Regions from separate parts of the Homo sapiens genome. Here region 2 is linked to region 1. Evidence: read pairs that join two places in POLR2A ChIA-PET (ENCODE). Cell type or tissue: HepG2. All regions are shown on one strand. Links, peaks and the distances in the headings refer to the core of each region. The heading gives the core; the rest is flanking DNA.

Region 1 (2,916 bases), core at 97-2,596:
GACAAAAAAGCTCTACACTTTTAGAATGTAGAAAGCAAAATGAATATTTAGAACAATTTAGAGATTTAATGACTTGAGTCTGGAAAGCTGAACAATGTCAATATCACTTTTTTAAAAATCGTATTCTCCTGCTGGCAAAGAATTTCACAGATCCTTTTAATGTCCAGGAGTGGTGAAGAACTTGTTACTTCTTTGAATTTTGGGAGTTGCCACCTTCTATTAATAAAAGCAGTTCCTCAGCAAATGGGAAAAGTTCGCTCTCCCTGATTCCCCTGCAGGCTCACTGTCTCCTTCCACTTCCTCTCTCTGTCCCGCTCTCTCCCTCTCCCTACTTTCTCCTTCTCCCATCCCCCTGTATTACCTGTGTTAGACTCAAGAGTAATGTCACTCAGCATGCTTCCTCTCCTAGCAGCCTAACCTGCTCCAGTTCAGACCTGAATGCTGTCTTTAGGTCTGGTGTCAGCAGCAACAGCCCCCGTAACAGGGAAGCAGCTTACTTAAGGAAAAAGAAAATAAAGAGCTGGAATAGTCCTCCTAAGATCCCAAATCCACAAGGAAGTGATGTGGTCATTTAAAAGCAGAAACAACAATACAAGTGTAGAATCATTGTGTTAAATGCCCAGGCAGGATGGGACTTCAAAATCAAAACAATTCTTACTCAGATTTGCGCCACCATTTGGGGACATTTGGTGACCTTCAGGGTTTCAGCGTGTAGGGTCTAGACAGAACTCACCAATGAAATAAATTAGTCATTGAGCACATCATCTCATCAAGGCAAAGCGTAAAATTGATGTGGAAAATAAAAATAACATCCTCATTCTTTATCCATTTCCCTTTTGGAGAAGTGTAACTCTTTTTCGAAGTCAAATATTGCCAGTTACAACAAGTAAATTTCATCGTCCCAAGGCAACCCATAGTCTGGAGAGAGGATTTCATTCCCTTCCTTTAAAATAAACTGTTCTCTCTCCACAGAGGATGGGAAGCACAGGCACAGGGCTCCATGAAGGCACGGAGGAGCTGGCCTGGTGTTCAAGGAGGTGGTGTTGGCATTTTTTCAAACCTTCTTGGTGGTGACAGATCGTGTATGATGTGTCCTGGAGCTGCTCTGCATCTGTAGGTGGATTGCAGGGCTAGCAGGTGGGAAGAGGTGAGAGGCAGGCCTAGGAAGAGGACTCATGTTCATAGCGCAGCATCCTGGCACCATCAGGAAAGTGCTGAGTGCTTCCAATGCTAGGAGCATGGCAAGGGACGGTTAAAGGGAACCAGAGACAAAATTGTCCCATTTACTATTGATACGGAATTTCTGTGACTCTCTAATAGGTTGGGAGAGGCTGCTTTTGGTGACAGACACCCTCCCTCCCAGGGGCCATGACTCACCTCGCAGGTGAGCTAGCTCAGCTCTGCCTGGCTGCCCATCATTCTCTTTCTCTCTCCAGTTCCCCTCCTCTCCTCCGGGGTTTCACTGGGTTAATGAATAAGCTGAGTCATGAGGTATAAGTAAATTCTTTTTTTTTTTTTTTTTTTTTGAGATGGAGTCTCTCTCTATTGCCAGGCTGGAGTGCAGTGGCACCATCTTGGCTCACTGCAACCTCCGACTCCCTGGTTCAAGCCATTCTCCTGCCTCAGCCTTCTGAGTAGCTGGGATTACAGGCACATGCCACCACACCCAGCTCATTTCTGTATTTTTAGTAGAAACAGGGTTTCATCATGTTGGCCAGGATGGTCTCTTGCTCTCATGTCCTTGTGATCCACCTGCCTTGGCCTCCCAAAGTACTGGGGTTACAGGTGTGAGCCACCGCACCCGGCCAGTAAATTCTTTTATCAGATGAAAACCACTTCAAAACATCCACAGAGACACAGTTAATGAAAGTGTAAATAGTGCAGCCCTTAATGAAAGTGTAAATAGTGCAGCCCAGCAGCTCCTATATTAGCTTATACACAAACAGACTAAGCTTTTCAACCACTGAAACCTGTAAGCCTTAAAATATGTGCTGCTCTGTCAGGCTGTTTGCGTATGTGGCTATGGGAAGTAGAAGAAACATGGAGCACTGTGCTTTATCACCGTATCACTAATGTTGTGGCAGATTTAATACTTCATAAACAGCCCAACAAGTTGCCAAAGTTAGCTAGGTCCAAAAGTGTTGTCTTGATGCAGGTGGTGTGTGTGCCTATTAGGTATATATTTGTACCTGGCATCTGAAGTTCCTGAGAACTAGTCCAGGTGAAAGGACCCAACTTGAATCTGTAGATGCAGCCACTACCTCCAGCCAGTGCTTCAGTTACACGCAGGCTGTGAAGAGATTGTGTCCTAAACGTTCTTTTGTTGATTAACCTTTTAGAACACAAAGCACATTGTCACATAGAAATGCTGTTTTGAATGGTGGGTGTCAATGAGCTGTGTTGTGTTATAGAGTTCAGGTCAGGCAGGGCTTGTTTAGTGGGTCAGGAAATCAATGCTGGTAGATACCAGCATTTAAAAAAAAGAGGGGAGAAAGTCGAAGAAAAGGACGTATGAGAGTGGGTTTCATGTAGTAAAAGTAGGTATTGTTTAGTGATACTGTTGCAATTTAAAACCTATTGCAGGCTGTATGCTGGCATTAAATTGGGAATCCCTCAGGCAGGGGAAGGGGCGTCAACAACGGGTTAAATACTGGCTGTGCACGGCAGTCCAGCACGGTGACATCAGGCAAGTTATTTTAACATGTCTCAGGCACTGTTCTGTCGTATTCAAAATAAGACTGCTTTACAGGGGTAGGATTAAAGATGGAAGAAAATAGATTAATGTTTTAGGATATAGAATAATGTATTAGGATTAGAGATAGTAGAGAACCTGGTGCTTAGTAACCTCCCTATAAACCATGATTGGTATCTGTTTGTACTTCTTTGTAATATGTAATAAGCAGACCTTAAAGATAT
Region 2 (2,916 bases), core at 140-2,639, 250 kb after region 1:
CATCATCTTAGGTATCTCAAATTTAAAATATTCCAAACGATTTTTCTCCTTTTTCCCATTACCCCCTGCCTCTCAGCTTCTGAGGGAAAATAATTCTTGGTTCTGCTTTTTTTAAAACTTAGGTAAATAGGACTATCAGTCAACTCTGCTTTCTCCCTCAGTGTTCACACATCTCAGCGACGCCGCTTGAATCTGCCTCTGCTCTCTGCTGTCCTGCGCCTGGCCTTCACTATCTATCACAGGGATTCTGCAGCAGCCTTGCGGCATAGACCCCCTGCCACAACGTGTTCTCAAGGCATGGCCCCTACCACACTCCTTGGCTCTCCTGATTTGGGTAAAACCCTAATCTTTGGCTGGCATGTAAGCTTCTTACTACCTGGCCCCCTTTCCATCCTACCTAAAACCTCAACCTGCTGTGGTCACACTCAATTTTCCAGTTTCTTGAAAATGTCTTCAAATACAAGCAAGGCCCCATGTAAAACTGGTCCCCTTTGGAGAGGCTGTTTTCTGTTCCAACAGGCAAAGGTGAGAACTTCTTGCTGTGGAACTCCAAAATGTTTTGTTTAGCACCTCCATCAAGAGCCACAAGTTTTAGGGTCTTTTACAAATATGTGGCCATACTGCTGATATTGTAACTGTATTTCATAGAACTTGGTTTGCTCAAAAATACTTAACACGTTCTATACCACTAATATTCTAAAAAACCTCTGTATTTCATAAGCAGGAAAGTCTATGTGTATATACCTCAAACAGTACAATCTCCATGGTGATGAGTTCTGTAAATATACTCCTATTTGAAAAAATTAATTTTCCTTAAATTTGGTAAAAAATTACTTCCTTTAAACTAGAAGTAATGATTCCTAATTCTAGTGTTTACAGACTTAGTGAAAAAGCCCTTATTTATCCTATCTACATATTATTTTTTCCTTTCCTCCCTAAAACAAATTGTCTTAACATTGGAACATTTACTAAGCTTTTAATTACACTAAAATGGTATTTCGAGCTTTCCCCAAACTCAGTAACATACAACCATGATTCCTCTCGCAGAGGAGATTCTGAAGCAGCACACGTGTTACATGTGACTGCAGCTGTCCCCAAAGCTGGTTTCACCCAGACAGTTCACACTATCCTGAGGCAGATCACAGGCACAACTCATTACCTGGGTTCTTTCATGTTGAAGAGTAAAACTCTGGGATTAATAATTTTCAAGGTTTAAAAGAGTAAGACCTATTTTTGAGGCATAAGATTTTTCTGGCAAGGAGATGTGCACATAGCTCCACCTACTGGCTACCGGGGAATGCGGGAGAATTTTTTTGGTAGTTATTTGTGTAGAGGACACTGAATCCTAGACCACCAACTTCATTTTAAAGATGAGGTAACTGACTCTCAGAGAAGGTAAGTGAATTCTGCATGAGGCCAAACACCTAGGCAATGGTGAACTGGAATTGATAAGACCTTCTGGGCTCTTAATCTGAGATGGCAAAGTCTTACAAATGTATTTCAAGATCTTACTCAGCATAAACATTTTGGGAGTATCTTTTTCATCTTCAAATACCTTTTCCAAGGGAACAGCATATCTTTTTTTCCACAGTATGTTTAATTTGAAAACATTTATTTTAAAATTCAGTAAATTTAATATATGAGGATTGAAAACAAATACTTTTGAAACTTTCCCTTGGAAAAGGGGTTAACTGCGAAGGCGAGCTATCTTTCAGTAATGAAAAGGTCTTTCTCCATTCCAAATAACTGGGAAATCTGCAGCCAAATGGCATCTGACCTAAGGCTCATTCTATGGGAGATGGATCACAGAAAAGAATGAACAGGAACTTCCCAGGGCGTTTACAAAGATGCTTGTTGAATGGATGATCGGAGGATGGTAAAAATCAGCGACATTCTATTGCTCCTTGGCATTTACAAACCTTTCTGACTTGTTGAGGCTGACTGAGCACATGCTGCGGGAACGTGTCTTGTGTCTGAGGTACAGTTGGGGCCAAGCCTGAGGCCAAGGCAGCAGTTGGTATTTGTGCAGCAGTTGCTATCTGAGGCTGAGTCTGCATTCCTGCTTGTGGTGAAGTCTAGGAGGTGAATTGAAAAAAACATCAATTTAATTGTCAGAATCAAAGTTAGAAATCAGAACTTAGGTGTAGAATCACTGGTCACTTGGGGATTGTATCTAAATGAAATAAGACCAAGGTTACAGATACACACTTCATCTGCACAGAAATCTGAACTTTAATGATTCTAAACCAGAGAGGGAAACATCAGACCAGTCACTGCATGCTCTTATTATTCCTAAGTAGCTAAGATTTTTCATTTGAAAATTTTGAGAAAATGGAAATGGAAATAATAAGAACCTAAGGCAGTTCTACACATAATAGCTCAGGTACTGTAATACTTGAATAACAGCAAGGCAACTCGTGAGACCTAACTGTCCCAATTGCTGCTTGCAAGCGGTGTGTGCATTCCCTAGGGAGAGCCAGCAATGGGGCCAGGGCGCCCTCAGACCCAAGGATAAAAACACGGTTCTCGTTTCTACTACAGCAATGGAAGATTTGGACCAAAAAATTTAAGGATTTATTATGGAATAGACTTTCAATTTCACAGATACCCTAAAGATAAAACAGAGGAATCAGAATTTTTGCATCTGCCAAAGGGTCTGTGGGCCCTGCCTCCTAACCACAGGGGTACGAGATGATTCCTCTCGCCTGTTTCAGGTATTTGGGTGTCGAGGCTGAGGAGCACTGCTTCAAATGGTTTCTTGTTCACTCGTGCTCCATGTTTGGTGAAAACTTACCAAAACTGCATGACACGGTAAATACATAGGTTATGTACGCACAAAAGGGAATTTCATGCTCATCAGTGTTTTCTCATCTCTTTCAATTACATCCTCACTCCTAAATTTGTGGTCATGTTTTC

The links. Peaks named below come from ENCODE experiments on the same cell type or tissue, not always from the same donor. Only the 100,000 strongest peaks of a DNase experiment are listed, where the experiment ranks them.
Region 2: POLR2A ChIA-PET joins it to region 1 with 6 read pairs; 1 of 35 experiments calls an interaction of 5 or more read pairs at or near these places.

Annotation. Positions count from the first base shown.
Region 1 is chr16:14,496,733-14,499,648 of GRCh38, reverse strand. All of the region lies in intron 21 of PARN (poly(A)-specific ribonuclease), which reads left to right. Among named protein-coding and RNA genes, the nearest start is that of LINC03107, 69 kb to the right of the region's middle. RefSeq lists a cis regulatory region at 1,478-1,488 and an enhancer at 1,411-1,555. In HepG2, for the core only: no CTCF peak of the experiment used is centred there; DNase peaks (open chromatin) are centred at 1,428 and 1,888.
Region 2 is chr16:14,248,085-14,251,000 of GRCh38, reverse strand. It overlaps MRTFB (myocardin related transcription factor B), which reads right to left. Exons shown (of 17, transcript NM_001308142.2): 13 at 1,920-2,075. Among named protein-coding and RNA genes, the nearest start is that of TRT-CGT2-1, 36 kb to the left of the region's middle. In HepG2, for the core only: a CTCF peak has its summit at 1,281 (motif pointing left); a DNase peak (open chromatin) is centred at 1,280.